Regions from separate parts of the Homo sapiens genome. Here region 2 is linked to region 1. Evidence: read pairs that join two places in POLR2A ChIA-PET (ENCODE). Cell type or tissue: B cell. All regions are shown on one strand. Each heading gives the region's core, and the rest is flanking DNA. Links, peaks and the distances in the headings are about the cores only.

The links. Peaks named below come from ENCODE experiments on the same cell type or tissue, not always from the same donor. Only the 100,000 strongest peaks of a DNase experiment are listed, where the experiment ranks them.
Region 2: POLR2A ChIA-PET joins it to region 1 with 9 read pairs; 2 of 35 experiments call an interaction of 5 or more read pairs at or near these places.

Annotation. Positions count from the first base shown.
Region 1 is chr1:236,271,499-236,280,866 of GRCh38, reverse strand. All of the region lies in intron 1 of ERO1B (endoplasmic reticulum oxidoreductase 1 beta), which reads left to right. Among named protein-coding and RNA genes, the nearest start is that of ERO1B, 5.8 kb to the left of the region's middle. In B cell, for the core only: no CTCF peak of the experiment used is centred there; no DNase peak of the experiment used is centred there.
Region 2 is chr1:235,202,644-235,212,011 of GRCh38, reverse strand. The region is part of intron 17 of ARID4B (AT-rich interaction domain 4B); the gene reads left to right. Among named protein-coding and RNA genes, the nearest start is that of MIR4753, 17 kb to the right of the region's middle. In B cell, for the core only: no CTCF peak of the experiment used is centred there; no DNase peak of the experiment used is centred there; H3K27ac peaks cover 454 bases.

The DNA of each region.
Region 1 (9,368 bases), core at 2,757-7,756:
TGCCAGGTGCTGCTGCTTGTTGTCTGCACCTGCTGCAAGGAGGCAGCACTGCTGAGGGCCAAAAAAATAAAACGAAGGTCTCAGGTGGCCTGATGATGAGGGGAGATGTCATTTGAAGCAATTAGTGCTCATCCAAGAAAAATTGAAGGTGACTCTGAGTGTAACCGTGAAAACATGTTTTTCTGAATTGAGTCACTTTATTTCATGGTTTTATGGTGCCCTGCACTAAATCCCAGAGTGCCTGAATAGTCCGTTTGTGTCTGTGTTTGAACCATAAAAATAAAAGGGGCAAATTTTTGGTATTGGGGAACATGTTAAAATGCAGATTCTCTGGCCCTACCTCCACATGTATTGATTGGATCTGGAATATGGCCCAGATATCAGCATTTTAAACAAACATTGCAAGTACAGTATAACTGTAGCAAAGTTATCTTTTGACTACCTCTTGGACCTCACTTGGAAAACACTGAGATGGAATAGATAGTGGTAATCTGGGCAGACTTACTAAAGTAAATTTTCCAAATTGTCTTTGGCAAAATTATTTTCTAGTCACTAGTTGAGTGTTTCTGAGTGAAATTTACAATTCGATATTTTTCTGAAATGAGAGTTCCCATTTTCTCTTTTTATATAGCACATATTAATTTATGCTTATCTGTCTAGAAACTTCATTTTAAATTTTTTTCATTTACCACTAATTATGTGTAATTAATGTTTTATAATTTCACCTGTATTTTTAAAATTCTTGTGTAGAGATGGGGACTATGTTATTAGGCTGATCTTCAACTCCTGGCCTCCAGCGAGCCTCTTACTTTGGCTTCCCAGGTGCTGGGATTACAGGTGTGAGCCACTGTACCTGGCCTGCCCCTGTACTTTTAATTTCATTATATCCAAATGAATATAAATATAGTCCAACAGTTAAAGATTTGTGAATATTTGAAGTAGCATTGTGCCAAACAGTCTTCCAAGTGAATATATTTGGTTTTTGTTGCCAGCAGTACTTACTTTCTTTTTTTTTTTTTTTTTGAGATAGTGTCTCACTCTGTTGGCCAGGCTGGATGCAATGGCATGTGTTGGCTCACTGCAACCTCTGCCTCACAGGTTCAAGCAATTCTGTCTGCCTCAGCTTCCCAAGTAGCTGGGATTACAGGTGCTTGCCACCGCGCCTGGCTAATTTTTGTGTGTGTGTTTTTTTTTTTTTTCCCAGTAGACAGGGTTTTGCCATGTTGGCCGAGCTGGTCTTGAACTCCTGACCTAAGGTGATCCGCCTGCCTCGGCCTCCCAAAGTGCTGGGATTACAGGCGTGAGCCACCGCGCCCAGGCCGCCAGCAGTACTTTCTACTGTGCTGTTTTTTTTTTTTTTTTGAGATGGAGTCTCGCTCTGTGTCACCCAGACTGGAGTGCGGTGGCGCCATCTTGGCTCAGTGCAGCCTCCACCTCCTGGGTTCAAGTGATTCTTCTGTCTCAGCCTCCCGAGTAACTGGGACTATAGGTGTGTGCCACCACACACGGCTAATTTTGTATTTTTTAGTAGAGATGAGGTTTCACCATGTTGGCCAGGCTGGTCTCGAACTCCTGACCATAGGTAATCCACCCGCCTTGGCCTCCCAAAGTGCTGGGATTACAGGCGTGAGCCACCGTGCCTGGCCTGATCATCTTTTAGATAGTACTTTAATCTATAACATGGTTACACGTACAATCTCTCCGAAGTGGGACCATTGAGGTAATTGAAGTTCAAAGAACTTAAATGTCTTAATTGAATGAGTGACTTTACAGTGGAGCCCTAATGTGGAACCCTTTCTGGTCTATACAGTATGTTGGTATTTTCAGTTCTCTCTAGTATAGAAAAAGAGATGGAAAATAGGAAAATCAAAAAGTGGAATTCAGCCAGTTCTTTGACTTCATCCATATAATAAATTGGTAGAAAACTGATAAAGGGAAGAATTAGAATTTTTGAAAACTACCTCTGTTCACAAGAAATCAAAGTCATTAAAGGAGATACATATTTTAAATGTTATCCCCTTCCAAAATAAAAGCAGAAAAATATTTTTGAACACACAAAATGATACGTGTTTGTATATCTCATGCCCCATTATCGTATAAATGAAATGTAAATATACTTTGGTGAAGCACTGGAAACTAAAGGCATAGTGCATACAAGTGATATAACAATCTTCCTTTAAAAAGTAATTTCAATTAGATATATGTAAGTTTTTCTAAATGCATTTCTGAGGTGGCATAAAATTGAGTAATACACAGAGCCCCTCAATATATGAAAAGCCAGAAACTTAGAACTTAAATAGTGCTATACCAGTCCGTTACTCTGAGGGCTTCTCCTAAACCCTAAAGATCTTGAGCTGCTTTAGCAGTTGCATGGAGTGGAGTGGGCAAGAAATAACCCCGTGTCTGCCCAGTGAGAGGAAACTAATAGGAGCCTCCACCATAATTCATTTCTCGTTTACCCTTATATTGAGGATGTAGCTGTTTGGAGCCTGGACTTCAAACAATTACATCCTCAGTATAAGGGTAAACGAGAAATGAAACCCATTCTAAGTAAAGGGAATAAAAGAAACTTGCTGGGAGAAGCAGGGAAGAAACTTTTGAGAATTTGTAACCATGAGACAGTCCTCACACAGGTTCGCAAGCCAAATATTTATTCTGGGAAAATTCATAGCAGTCCCAAATTTGTGTGCCCTGGGTTTCCAATAAAAGCAAATATCCATCACCTCTGGAGGAATTTATTTTCAACTCAAACCTCGAAAAATTATTGAAGATGAAGTGCCAAGGAGAATAAACAGCTAGCAGTAAAATATCACAAAACACCCAAGGAAACAGGGCACCATGAATCAGATATTAGACAACAGAAACAAACACATAATGACCTTAGGTTCTGAAATTATCAGATAATTTAATATCACTATGTTTAATGTGTTCAAATAAAAAGAAACTTGAAGTATAGAAGGGAAAAAAGATTTTAAAGAGTGGCCAAAAAGATTTTAATAATAATGAATTAGAAGTTCTAGAACTGAAATTTAAAACTCGATGGATAGATTAAATAGCTGATCATATCCAGCTGAAGAAATGATTATTGAATTAGACAACCATTTCATGTCTTTTTTCTTTCTCCTTAATTCTCCATCACCTTTTCATCTATCCTTACTCTCAGTTCATACCTTACTAAAATTGGAGCAATCAGAAGAGAAATTCCACAGAGTAACCCATATCTATCCATTTACTAGTCTCTGTACCCACATATTTTGACTTCCTGTTGGTTACCATTGATGAACTGTGTGCTTTTATCAAAGGCAGCCCCTTCACTTGTATGTTAGGTCTCATTCCTTGTTTGCCGCTCATGGACATGGCTCCAGTAATCTTCTCTTTCTTTCCTGGATCATCAGTTTTTCCTTCTCAAATGGAATTTTACTGTCATCATGTATTAGTCCATTCTTTTTTTTTTTTTTTTCCTGGAGTAGAGTCTCGCTCTGTCACCCAGGCTGGAGAGCAGTGGCTCGATCTCAGTTCACTGCAACCTCTGTCTCCCAGGCTCAAGCAATTCTTATGCCTCAGCCTCCCAAGTAGCTGGGATTACAAGCTCCTGCCACAACGCCCAGCTAATTTTTGTATTTTTAGTAGAGATGGGGTTTTGCCATGTTGGCCAGGCTGGTCTCAAATTCCTGACCTCAAGTGATCTGCCTGCCTTGGCCTCCCAAAGTGCTGGGATTACAGGCGTGAGCCACTGTGCCTGGCTTAGTCCATTCTTGTATTGCTGTAAAGAACTGCCTGAGACTGGGTAATTTTTAAAGAAAAGAGATTTAATTGACTCACAGCTGTACAGGAAGCATGGCTGGCGAGGCCTCAGGAAACTTACAATCGGGGAAGTGCTGCACACTTTTAAACAACCAGATCTCATGAGAGCTCACTATCAGGAGAACAGCAAGGGGGAAGTCCGCCCCCATGATTCAAACACCTCCCACCAGGCCCCTCCCCAACACTGGGGATTATAATTTGACATGAGATTTGAGTGAAGAGATAAAGCCAGACTATATATCATAAAACATGCTGCTAATTCTACTGTTTTAAAGTTATCTTTTCATCCACATATTCCTTCTGCCTTTGCCTATTTTTTCTGTTCCCTCTAGAAAATTCAAGAGTTAGATTTAATTTATTCTTCCTTTGCTGGTTCTTCTATTTTTCAGCCCATTCTAATCAGACTTTTGCTCCTACCGCACCTCTGAAACTGCTCTTGGCAAGGTCGCCGATGTCCTCCTTGTTGCTAAGGCCAACGGTTTGTTCTTAAACCTCAGCTTTACCTGTTGGCGGCATTTTTTCACAACTCATCACTCACTCTCCTTGAAATAATTTTTATTCTGACATCCTGGATACTAAACTTTTCTGATTGTCTTCCTGTCTAGTGGACCAGTCTGTCTTAGCATTCTTTCTTTGTTCCTCCCCTGCCATTGACTGCTAATCATTTGAACCTCAGGGTTCAAAGCTTGTACTCTTTCTTCTCTTTATCTTAGTCATCTCTTCTGGTCTCTTAGCTTTAAATACCAAATGTACAGTGGACTCTCAGTGTTAGTCTCCAAGACTAGGATTCTCAGCTTTAGATCTATGTATCCAACTTCTTTTTGGACATCTCCACTTGGAGGATTAATAGATATCACAAACTTGATATAGAAACCACATTTCTGATCTTTTCCCCCAAATCTGCTTTTTCCACAGTCTTCCCCCCTTATACATAAGCTCCAGCCAAATTGGCCTGCCTGTTGTTCTTAAACATGGCAGATACATTCTTGCCTGAAAGCCTTTGTACTGTTTCTTCTACCTAGCACACACTTTTCTCGTGTATTCATATGATTCACTCTGTTAGATTTCTGCTAAAGTGTCACTTTATCTGACATCTCTTGTCTTAAATGTCCCTGACCACACAAATATAAAAGAGAAACATTCTATCCTCACCAAATTCCTGTCACCCTTTGCTTAAAACTCCCCATTGGCTTCCTGTCTCACATGGTGTCATCCAAAAATATATTTGGTCTTTATTTCTGATTGCTGACATAGAGCCCTTTAAAACCCTTGGAATTTGAGTCATAGGAGTGCCTTTTGTTACTCATAATGAGCCCCTTTCAATCACACTTGTGTTTATAGTAATGAAATGACTTAAGACGGGGACCCTACATAGATAGCCTCAGGATTGGGGGCTGGTCACCACAAAGACCCAAGTGATTAGAAAGTTGAAACTTTTGGCCCCACCAATCTGCAGGAAGGGGAGAGGTGGGTGCTGGAGATTTAGCTCCGTAAGAACTCTTGAACAACTTGATTTGATGAGCTTCCGGGTTGGGGAATACATTGACTTATTGGGAGGGTGGCATGTTGAGAGAGGCACGGAGGCTCTGCACATCCCTCTGCCTTAGTAGCTTGCCCAATGCATCTCTTCCATTTGGTTATTACTGAGTTGTATCCTTTATAATTGATAACTGTAAGTAAAGTGTCTTTCTGAGTTCTGTGAGCCATTCTGGCAAATTATCAAACCTGCAATGGAAGTGCTAGGAACCCACAATTGATAGCCAGTCAGAAGAACAAGTGGCTCAGGACCTGAGATTTGTGTCAGGAGTGGGGCCATCTTGTGGGACTCAGCCCTTAATTTGTAGGTCTGCACTGATGGTGGATAGTGTCAGAATTGAATTGTTGGACACCACCCAGTTGGTCTCAGAGTTGGAGAATTGGTTGGTGTGAGAAAATAACTCAGATTCAGTAAAAGCTAAAATCTTATAGTGGTCTAATTCTCCTTCTTGCCTATTGTATAGTCCTCCTTATTCCTCAAAAACATGGGGCAAGCTTACTGCATTAGGATCTTTGCACTCACTCCCAATGCCTGGAATGCTGTCCCCCCAGATACCTGCATGTCTTGCTCCTTGCCAAAATTTCATGACACCTTCTGTAACTGTCCTATTTTAAATGGTTAGCAGCCCCAGTTCTGCAGTCTGTTTCCAGTCCTTAGTTTTATCTATATCACTTTATTACCATCTGACATTCTGTACTTTGTTCATTCATTTTGCACCCCCTTTTCCCTATGAGAATGTAAACTCCTTGAGGGCAGAGATTTTTGTCTGTCTTTTTTTTTTCTTCTAATTTTATATCCCCAGCACTTAAAGCAGTGCAAATCTTATGTTGGGCCTCAGTAAATAGGCTGAATTAATGAATAAGTGAATGGAAGATAGATGCAAATAAATTATTCAGAATGAAATCTAAAGAGACAATGGGATAATAAATATTAAAGAGAACTTAAGATACCTGGAGAATAGAGTGAGAATGTCTAATACATCTAATTGGAGTTCTAAAAGAATATAATAGAATAGGGAAGAAGCAGTATTGATTTCTGCAGATGAGTATGAAGAAGATAACCTAACAGAAAAGTGAATCAAAGATATAAATAGACATTTTACACAAGAAGAAATATAAATGTGTCATAAAACATATGAACATTGTACCTTCTTAGTGCAAATAAGAAAAAAGATAATCTTTCATGCTAACTAGATTGGCAAAAATTAAAGCATAGATTAATATTAAATATTGATGAGGATATGGGCTGGCACAGTGGCTCACACCTGCAATCCCAGCACTTTGAGAGGCTGAGGCAGGCGGATCACTGGAGGCCAGGAGTTTGAGACCAGCCTGGCCAACATGGTGAAACGCTGTCTCTACTAAAAATACAAAAATTAGCTGGGCATGGTGGCATGTGCCTGTAGTCCCAGCTACTCGGGAGGCTGAGGCACGAGAATCACTTGAACCCAGGAAGCGGAGGTTTCAGTGAGCCAAGACTGTGATCCTGCGCTCTTGCTTGGGTGACAGAGTGAGACTCTGTCTCAAAAAAAAAAAAAAAAAAAAATAGGATATGGCTCAACAGTAAGTCCCATTCATTGTTGAGGGGCTGATAAATTGGTAAAACTGTTTTGGAAATCATTTTGCCATTTCCTGAAAAAGCTGAACATATACTTTCAGCGGTTCTATTCCTAAGCATATAACCTGGAGAAACTCTTTTTTTTTTTTTTTTTTTTTCTTTTGAGACAAGGTCTCGCTCTTTTCCCCAAGCTGGAGTGCAGTGGTGTGATTTTGGCTCACTGCAACCTCGACCCCCTGAGTTCAGGTGATCCTCCCATCTCAGCCTCTTGAGTAGCTGGGACTACAGATGCTCACCACCAGACCTGGCTAATTTTTGTACTTTTGTAGAGACAGGGTTTTGCCATGTTGCCCAGGCTGGACTCAATTCTCCTGTGTCCGCCTCCCAAAGTGCTAAGATTACAGGTGTGAGTCATTGTGCCTGGCCCAACCTGGAGAAACTCTTGCATGTGTTTTTACACCAGAATATGTGCCCAGAAACATTTGTGTAGCAATGTTCTTTAGCCAAATCTGAAAACAATCTAAATTTGGATTGTGGTAATTTTCTATTGCTGTTGTGACAAATTGCCACAAATATAATGACTTAAAAACAATATAAATTTATTATGCTGTAGTTCTGGGGGCCAGAATTCTGAAAATGGGATTTACAGGGTTAAAATCAAGATGTCAGCAAGGTTGCATTTCCTTCTGGAGGCTTCTTTTCAAGCTTCTAGGTATTGTCATGATTTTTGGCTTATGACCTCTTTATTCCTTCATCTTCAGAGCCAGCAGTATAGCATCTTCCAGTCTCTCTCTGACTCTGACACTCCCGCCTTCCTCTCTCATAAAGAACTCATCTCACCTGAATAATCCAGTATACCCCTTCCATCTCAAGATCCTCAAATTAATCACATCTTTGAAGTCCCCTTTGCCATGCAAAAATAATATATTTGCTTATTTCAGGAATTAGGGACATCTTGGGGGTGGGGCATTCTGTCTACTGTATGCATCAAGAGTAGAATGGATAAATTATGATATTCTAATAAAATGTAACACTTGCAACAGGGAAAATGAATGAGGTGCTACAAACCTCATCATCATAGATGCCATAATAACGTGTTAACAAAAGAGGCACATCACAGAAAAATTCACACATTAGATTCCATTAATATTAAAGTTCAAAAATGGGGGAAAAAAACCTCAAGCATATTGTTTAGGGATGCATTACCAGAAAAGGAAAAACTGATAACAAAAACAATATTTATTTCTACCTTTAGGGAGAGGGAGGTAGATGTAATTAAAGAGGAGCTTAAAGGATACTGGCAGTATTTATTTTTATTTTTTATTTTTTTCCTAAGTTTCAGGGGGTACATGTGCAGGTTTGTTACATGGGTATAGGGAATTTTTCAGCTCTTGTCCCCCTCTTTCCTCACCTTTTGGGGTCCCCAGTGTTGTTTCCTTCCTTATGTTCATGTATACTCAGTGTTAGCTCCCACTTACAAGTGAGAACATGCAGTATTTGATTTTCTGCTTTTGCATTAATTCACTTAGGATAATGGCCTCCAGCTGCATCCATGTTGCTGCAAAGGACATTATTTCATTTTTTTAAAATGGCTACTTAGTATTCCATGGTGTACATAGACCACATTTTCTTTATTCCATCCACCGTTGATGGGTACTTGACTACGTGATGATTGCACGACTTCAGTACTGTGAATAGTGCCGTGATAAACGTTCAAGTGCAGGTGTCTTTTTGATATAATGATTTCCTTTGGGTAGATAGATGCCCGGTAGTGGGATTGCAGGGTCAAATGATGGTTCTACTTTTAGTTCTTTGATAAATCTCCATATTGTTTTTCATAGGTGTTGAACTAATTTGCATTCCCACTAACAGTGTATAAGCATTCCCTTTTTTCCACATCCTTGCCAACATCTGTTTTTTTGTTTTACTTTTTAATATGATACTGGCAGTATTTAAAAAGTTTTTGGTGATACACAGGTTTCTGTCTCAGTAGTCTTTTAAAGGTTACAAATATGTACATGGCAACTTTGTTAACCCATCCCCTACCACAATTAAAATGTTTTAAAGAAGTAAAATATGGTGCTTTATAAACTAAAAGTCAACAATTTAAGAAAAATTTATAAGAAAGAACAAAAAAACTCAAGCATATTGTTTAGGGCTGCATTACCAGAAAAGGAAAAATTGATAACAAAACAAAAACAAGATTTATTTCTACCTTTAGGGAGAGGGAGGTAGATGTAATTAAAGAGGAGCTTAAAGGACACTGGCAGTATTTATTTTGTTATTTAATTATATATTATATATAAAAAACAATCACTAGATAAAATATTTTTAAAACCTAGGGAGCTTTTTGGTTTGTATTTTTTTCCTATTTAGGGGCTATGATTTGAAGTCTTTACAAACATATTTCAGACTGGCTGGGGAGGAAGGAAAAAATAGAACTCGCAGTCTTGTAAGTAGTAAGTGAGAG
Region 2 (9,368 bases), core at 2,943-7,942, 1.1 Mb after region 1:
TGCTGGGATTACGGGTGTCAGCTGTTGGTTCTTATGCTGCCTTTCTGGTATGTGATTTTCCTCACCTGAAGGTCTGGCTATTAATGAATATATTCCAAAGAAGGTACTTGAGATCTCAGATATAGCTACCAAAAGAATATTTTGCCCAATTTTTTACTTCTAGTCATTTTGATCTTACTAAATTATCTTACCGAATATAAATGTAGAGGGAGTTCTACTTCTGCCTAGGATATAAATGTAAATGTAGAATATGTTAGTTTAAAATTAGGAAGAAAAAAGCTGGGTGTGGTGTTGCATGCCTGTAGTCCCAGCTACTGAGGTGGGAGGATCACTTGAACCCAGGAATTCGAGGCTGCAGTGAACTATGATCATGCCACTGTACTCCAGCCTGAGTGCCAGAATGAGACCTCATCTCTTAAATTAAGAAATACTTGGATTAGCAAAAACGAATAATTACTGCATAATGCCCATGAGATAGAGTCACAACACCTTTTGCCTCTCTTTTTAGTTTTTCTGATTATTTTGCTAGTTTACATGTAGAGGCAGTTTTTCCTCTTGGCCTTTATGAAGTATTTGAAATTCTATGAAAAAGGGATAGAATTTAGGTGTTCTCCAACTTTCACTGTATATAATCAGGGCTCATTTCCTTCCCTTCTTCCTTCCCTCCTTCCCTCCTTCCTTCCACGGAGTTTCACTCTTAATGCCCAGCCTGGAGTGCAGTGGCTGGATCTTGGCTCACCGCAGCCTCCGCCTCCCGGGTTCAAGCGCTTCTCCTGCCTCAGTCTCCTGAGTAGCTGAGATAGGCACGCACCACCACGCCCAGCTAATTTTTGTATTTTTAGTAGAGATGGGGTTTCTCCATGTTTGTTAGGCTGGTCTCAAACTCCTGACCTCAGGTGATCCACCTGCCTCAGCCTCCCAAAGTGCTGGGACTACAGGCATGAGCCACCGTGCCCGGCCAAGGCTTATTTTCTATTAATTGGCTCTTTAAACAAAAAAGGCTTAGTAGATATAAGAACTGAGTCATTCATGAAACTGTTTTACAATTAAGATATAGCTTTGTTTTGTTAAGAAAAGATTGACTAAAAGAAAGAGAATTCCAGGAGTATTTTGATTTTAGATGGTAGAAAGAATCTCTAGTAATTTAGTTTTTAAATAGCAGGAAGGGAAAGGAAAGAATTTAAATTGAGGCATTCAAGTTTTTAATAATATAGGGAGGAAAATGCGACCTAGTTCAACAAGACATGCTTGTGTTACTGTGAACGTTGCCATCTATTTCTGAGAACTCAAGTGCTTGTATGCTATGAACTTTCAAAAGAAGAAAACTTAACATCTTGATGAAGACCTGTAGGATGGATCTCTATACACTCCAACATCATGGAGAAAACAAATGTACTTCAGTAGATTAAGCAGTTAATCTTCTTAGAGTTAACATAACTATTTTATTTCTTTCTGCAATAATCAGTCTGTCTTATTGATAAATAAGCAATAATTTTTATTTTTGCGGCTCCTCCAGTTCTGAAGCTAATTTAATAAGGACTGCAACAAATCCTCATCAGCTGTATGACAATTTTTCTTTTATTTTTAGGGTCTTCAGCTTGATCTCTAAATTTATACTTAACAGATGTGAAATTGGAAATGAAGATTTATGCGTGGAGGTTCATGAAAATAGTTTTATCTTCAGTGGTAGTCATTCATGACAAGCAGTTTGGGAGATTTGTGTGGACCTATTTCCATGGTTTTTTTAATCTGAAACAAGTATTTCAGATTAAAAAAAAAGAGAGAGACAGACAGGACCTTGTTCTGTCACCCAGGCTGGAGTGCAGTGGTGCAATCATGGCTCTCCAGCCTCGACTTCTTGGGCTCGAGTGATCCTCCCACCTCAGCCTCTGGAATAGGTGGGACTCTAGGTGTGCATCACCACACCTGGCTAATTTTTTATCTTTTGTAGAGATGGGGTCTCACTATGTTGCCCAAGCTGGTTTCAAACTCCTGGGCTCAAGCAGTCCTCCTGCCTTGGCTTCCAAAAGTGCTGGGATTATAGACATGAACCAATGCTCCTGGCCATGAAACATGTTTTTCCGGTAAAGAGATTTTCTCAAATAATGTAAGAGTGTCTGTCTTTTTGTTTAAAAATACTGTTTTTAGGCCAGGCACGGGTAGCTCATGCCCATAATCCCAGCACTTTGGGAGGCCGAGGCGGGCAGATCACCTGAGGTCAGGAGTTCGAAACCAGCCTGGCCAACATGGCGAAACCTCATCTCTACTAAAAATACAAAAATTAGCCAGACATGGTGGCAGGTGCCTGTAATCCGATCTACTTGGGAGGCTGAGGCATGAGAATGACTTGATCCAGGGGCACAGAGGTTGCAGTGAACCAAGATCACACCATTGCACTCCAGCCTGGGTGACAGAGCAAGACTCCATCTCAAAAAAAAAAAAACAAAACAAAAAACAAAAAAATCAATTTTCTTGTTAATTTTTACATTTTTCTTTTTTTTCTAACTAAAATGCTGTTTGTTTGTTTGTTGTTTGTTTTTGAGATGAGGTTTTGCTCTTGTTGTCTAGGCTGGAGTGCAGCGCCGTGATATCATCTCACTGTCACCTCCGCCTCCCAGGTTCAAAAGATTCCCCTGTCTCAGCCTCCCAAGTAGCTGGGATTGTAGGCACATGCCACCATGCCCAGCAAATTTTTGTATTTTTAGTAGAGATGGGGTTTCACCATGTTGACCAGACTGGTCTCAAACGCCTGACCTCAGGTGATCCACCTCTGCCCCCGTAAGTGGTGGGATTATAGGCGTGAGCCACTGCGCCCGACCTGTATAAATCTTTAATATAATTTTCATGTATGTCCCTATTTCACAGCTGAAAATGTTGATTTTTGTTATACAAAGGTTAACATTTGGGCAAGTTTGTTTTCTACTGTTGTGATGAAAAAAAGTCATATTTTAACATGTTCACACCACATTTACTGGAAAGGGCTTGAACTCTTTAACCACAAATATTATAATACTCTTACAGAATTTTTCTGATGCAGTGACAGTATCTAAAACTATTGTCTAGCACTATATTACTTACTATGTCACCAAGCACTAGGCATGTTTGGAGTATGCTCATAAATTATTTTTTAAACTCTTCTAAAAATAACAATTTAGAAAAATACATAAAAGTAGAAAGATAAAATTATTGCTGGCCGGCCGGGCACGGTGGCTCACGCCTGTAATCCCAGCACTTTGGGAGGCCGAGGTGGGCGGATCACCTGAGGTTGGGAGTTCGAGACCAGTTCGAGACCAGCCTGACCAACATGAAGAAACCCCATCTCTACTAAAAAAAAACACAAAATTAGCCAGGCATGGAGGCACATGCCTATAATCCCAGCTACTAGGTAGGGTGAGGCAGGAGAATCGCTCGAACCTGGGAGACGGAGGTTGCGGTGAGCCGAGATTGCGCCATTGCACTCCAGCCTGGGCAACAAGAGCGAAACTCCATCTCAAAAAAATAGAAAAAAAATAATAATAAAATTACTAATATTATAGTGTGTTCTCTTTTAGTCTTTTAAAATGTCTCCCTACATTTAAAAAAAATTTAGTTCTGCTTAAGTAGTTTTTAATAGTAGGCTCTCTATTTAACTTTTCTTAGTGATGTTAATATTTTATAGAGAATCTTAGCATAATTATCTAATTGATCCCTTTCACTCTCAAGTTTCTAAGTCGTGTCGTAAATATGGGATTGATTTTTGAAAGTAAGGGTACACATTGAAATTAACATGCCGTAAACTAGTTGAGTGTGTTGGATTTCTTTGTTTAGTAACAACTGAGTGAAACTATCTAGACTAATTGGCATGGAATTTAAAATACATCAATATTTTGTAATAGTGTATCAATACTGATTGAATTTTCTCGCTCATTTCCAACTTGGCTTTCTGTAATCAAAGAGTTGCAAATTTAGTTAGAGAATAATTTTTTGTATGTTGAAGATCACCAGCTGCATTAATGGGAACCCAAAAGTAAAAGAGACACTGTAAAACTTCAGTTGTAAAACTCTTAAATAAGCCACAACAGTTCTAGTGCATGTTAACAGTTACAGAGAACTGAAAATAAGCTAAATTATGCTAAATATATTATTTGAAATTAAAAATGTGTTACATTTAAAAAATATTTTCGCCAAACAAATTAAATCCTCTTAGGAGGGAATGAGTTAGGGGATGAAAAAACCTGGTAAAAGGCTTTCACAAATGAGTAGGCTCAATCCTATTTTTTGCCATCATTCAGTTGCTTTTTATCACACTTTATTCCTTTATTTTCCAAACATAAGTTGAATACCCACTATGTGCCAAATACTGTGCTTGTCACCAAAGATACCAAGAAGTGGTCCTTATTAAGGAATTCATAATAATAATAAATTCTTTATTAAGGTATTGATCCTACCACCCCTTACCTCTTCACCCCAGTTAATGCACTCAGTCTTCCCTTGATATTGCTTACATTCCCTGGCATTATTATTATAATCACTTCTTTTGACTCAAGCTGTTCTTTTTCTCTCCTTTTGCTTTATAGTACTCATCTGACAAAACCACAAGAACCTTGATTAAATCTAACCCTCCAGCTCCTTGCCTGCACCTGTGCAGCCGATCGTGGTTGGAGTAAAGCAAGCAACCACAATGACTGTTCTTATTTTAAATTCATTACTGTGAACCTCAAGTGGGTCCTTAATTCTCTATGTCCTTCTTCCATTCACTTTCCTACTTTCTTAGAAGACTATTTCATACTGCTGCTTATGTCTTCACATCCCCAACATCTCTTCCCTATCCTCATTTTCAGCTGGTGACCTTGCTTTGTACCTACTGAGAGATAGAAACAAGAAAAACATTTCTACACACTTCATAAGATCTGCCTACCTAACTGCGTTTGCTGCCACATTCTCTGTGTTTTCATCTTTAGCCATAGATATACAGTCATGCTACTGTCTGAAGCCAGTCTTCATAAGCATCCCTTCTTGACTGATCAAAGACATGGCCCATTTTCTTGCTCTGTTCTGAGTCATTCCCACTACTTACAGATCTGTGGTTATTTGTCACATCTCAAGGAAAATCTTTTCTGGAGCCTGACTTCTACTGTGACATTTCTTCGCTCCATTTTCATTCAGCAGAACTGTTTGAAAGTTACCTACACTTGTTACTCAGTTTCTCTCCTTTTTCTGTGTAAATCCACTCTCATCAGCCTTTTGTTCACTGTGTCTCCACAACTGTGCTTACCAGGAACACTAGTGACCCTTTGTAGATAAATTCCTCCTGCTTTTCTTGCCCTCTTACGTACCTTATCAGTGGCTTTACAGTCAGTTGATCACTCCTTCCGTGATATGCTTTGCTTGGGCTCCAGCTGCTCCAGCTACAACCATTTTTCTTGTTTATTTTCCTTTTCTTCCTTTCTCAAAATTAAGAAACCACTCCTCAATTATCTTTTCTGTCTTCCTCATCTTTATGTGTTTTCTCCCTTCTAATTTTTCCCCTATTTCTTTCTGATATCCATTTAACATTTTTTTGGTTTCTGTTCCTATTTTTCCAATCCTAACTTGAGTCACAATTCTGATATTGAATTTTTCTAAATTATTTTTCCGAGCCAAAGGAATTTGATCTGGAATATAACTTTCACCTAGGACTCTGGGTAAATTCTTTCCCTTCAACTCTCCTCCCCCTCCTTTTCTTTTTTTCTTCATCGTTCAAGCTTTCTACATTAGGACTACGTTATGTATTATTACAAAAGTGAACTTAATTTTAAAATATGAAAAAAATTTCTGTTTCATATCTATTCTCCTAATATCCCTTACCACATCTAGAAAAGTATTCATTTGGCATATGATAAGTACTAAATGAATGTTGAACTAAATTGGACCTCCTGACAACAAAATGGAAGTAGAGCAGAAGGTAAAATCCAAATAAAAGCCACTGGTTTTTTAAAGTGATACCTATAATAGGGGATTGGGACAGATATGGCTTGACCCTCTCACTGGAGCTGCTTCTCACCTCATTTATATATAACTCTGTGTTTCACATTCTAAGGAACTGTCAAACTTTTCCACAGAGACGACACCGTTTTACATTCTCACCAGCAATGTGTTAGGGTTCCAGGTTCTCTGCAGCCTTGTCAACACTTGTTATTCTCTGTTTATCTCATTGTGCTTTTTTGATTTGCATTTTCCTAATGCAACATTTTTTCATGTACTTGAAATGTAGAGTTGAACATTTTTTCATGTACTTATTAGCCATTTGTATATCTTCTTTAGAGGAACGTCCCTTCAAGTTTTTGCCATTTTTGAATTGGTCAGTTGTTTTGTTGTTGTTGAATTATAGTTCTTCATATATTCTAGATGTTATTCCCTTATCAGATACATGATTGCAAATGTTTCTTTTGTTGCCTCTGCTTTTGATGTTATTTCCAAAGAAACATTGCCAAATCCAGTGTTCTGAAAATTTTCCTTTATGTTTTCTTCTAAGAACTTTATAGTTTTAGCTGTAATGTTTACATTGTTGTTCTAATCTGAGTTCATATTTGTATATGATATATGTGACCTCTTTGGGTTACATAAAGAGCTCATCTCTTAGCAAACAAAATGGAGTCGAGACTGAGAGACTGGAATGAATTTGATTGGAAATATTAATTTTCTGTTACTTTTTAGCTATTCTTAGTCTCCTTTTGTCCTTAAAAAATTTTTAAGTCACTTTTCAGCTTAATTTCTTTGTTCTTTCCTGCTCTAAAATGTTTTGTGTCCTTCATTTTTTTTCTTTCTTATTTCCATGTAATCTGATCCCTGCTGTACTTGAGTTGTGTATGCCATTGGATTTAGGAATATTGAAATAGAGTACAAAGTTGTTCTACTCATTTTCTTTGAAATAATTGTCCTGGTAATGATAGAAAGCAAGGTACCCTGGGAAGTTGTCTGCGTTGTTTCTATAGTACAGAAGTCAGAGGCCTATAAAATGACCATTTGACAGTGGTTTCCATTATCTGTAAGTTTGTATTAAAAGAGAGTGGCTTTTGAGTTAACCATAGATTTTGAGTACAAATGAACATAAACATTTCCTTCATGAAAAAAAGATGATAATTCAGTTATGTGTTGTACTCAAATGGGCTTTAATTTTTCTTTGTGTATTCATCTTAGAATGTTTACTAAACTTGGACCTGTTTCATTCAGTAGTTTCGTAGATTGGCAGGTACATTGATATTTTTGTCTAAGTACGCACAAATAACTAATTCCATACATTTATCAAATATTAACAAAGTACACTTTTGGGGAATTTAAAAAACTTAGCATCTGCATTACAATATGCAATTAATGGCACAGTTAACCATTTGCAGTTGTCTTTGTACGCTTTGGTAAAATGCTGTATTAGTGTTCTTATTATTACATATTACCTCTGCCTAAAGACCTATACTTCCGTTTCATTTTATAGCGTTACATTGCTTAGGAAAACCTATTGATATAATTACTATACCATTCCGTTGAGCTGTTTATGTCAACTCTTAAATATGACTATGCTATAATATTTATGGTTCTGTCATTCTGCTGTTATATTCTTAAGTGTGAGGAATACCATCGCTGTCTCTCTGATGTAGATTTAAGTGTTATATGAAGTAGAAATATGAAATGTTTATATCATACTTAGGAATTTCATTTTATTTTATTTTATTTTGAAGCGGAGTTTCGCTCCGTCACCCAGGCTAGAGTGCAGTGGCATGATCTTGGCTCACTGCAACCTCCGCCTTCTGGGTTCAAGCAATTCTCCTGCCTCAGCCTCCCGAGTAGCTGGGACTACAGGCGTGTGCCACCATGCCCGGCTAATTTTTGTATTTTTAGGAGAGATGAGGTTTCACCATGCTGGCCAGGCTGGTCTTGAAATCCTGACGTCATGATCCGCCTGCCTTGGCCTCCCAAAATGTTAGTCTTACAGATGTGAGCCACTGCACCCGGCAGGAATTTTATTTTTGAATAATATACTACTTTTTTGTTTCATTTTATTGTAGATACATGATTAAAAGTATTAATTGTGATCAGTTGTTATTTTCATATATCTTGTTTTAGATAGTCAGATTAAAATACATATAAATTGAGATTATATAAAATTCATAAAGTAGGTAAATATTGATAAAATTGCTTATGAAGTTTATAATTAATAATGATTAACACTGCTTTTTATCTTGACTTGGTGTTTTTTTCTATTATTTTGTCATACTTTTATTTATTTAATTCAGGTGGGGAAATCCCTTTCCATACTAAGACAGTACAAATTTCCACTTTAGATGTGAGGTTCTTAAAAACTAAGTAAGTTAATTATATGACATACATTAACTTTTTTGATTATAGAGAGGCAAGATATAAAATACATATTGTGCAACAATTATTAAATGAATCTATTCATTATAGAAAGCAAAATATAGATGATTTTAACATTTACTTAATGGTTGGTTATTAGATTTTTATCTTATCTATACATATTTCAAAGAGTGAGGTTTCAAGTTTATATTAATTTGATTTTACTTACGAAGTTATTTTTAAAATACCTTTATTCTGCATGCTGTTTATTTTTAAATCTCTTAAGACTGTGCTTTTTAGGTATATATTAACTATATGCTGATAATATTTCTTTTAAAATTGGGTTTAAGAAGAACCAAAAGCTGAATTGATGTGGGCATATTAACCATTTTGGTAGTATATCTGGTCGACTAATGTTCTTTTCCATTTTTATTATTACAAAATGATTTCTTACATAATTTGCCAATGCATCTGTACAAAAGCCATAAAGTTTTCTTTTTAGAAATCCAATTTTTCTGTGGTGAGAGCAAGTATGCTGTGGTCTCTGAATGGTATCTTTTAGCCTTGTATGAATATTTTTAAACATTTGAAAAATCAAATATTTGTGTGGTGGCTTCTTTCAGAAAGTTTCACGTTTGTATTCACAATTTGTCATTACTGTTTAGTATTGTCTTCTTTTGTTGAATTGTAAGCTCCTCGCAGGCAAGGGCTGTGTTTGTTGATTCATTGCTGAGTACCCAGTGCCTAGCAGACTCTGTTATTACATAATAGATACCTTAGAGGTGTTTGTCAAATGAATACGTCCACATGTGTACTTATGGTCTTGGAGTCTCATATAATTTTTCATTCTACGGCCAGGTGTGGTGGCTCACGCCTGTAATCCCAGCACTTCAGGAGGCTGAGGCAGGCAAATCACCTAAGGTCAGGAGTTCAAGACAAGTCTGGCCAACATGGCAAAACCCAGTCTCTACTAAAAATACAAAAATTAGCTGGACGTGGTGGCACACACCTGTAATCCCAGCTACTCAGGGGGCTGAGGCAGGAGAATCACTTGAACC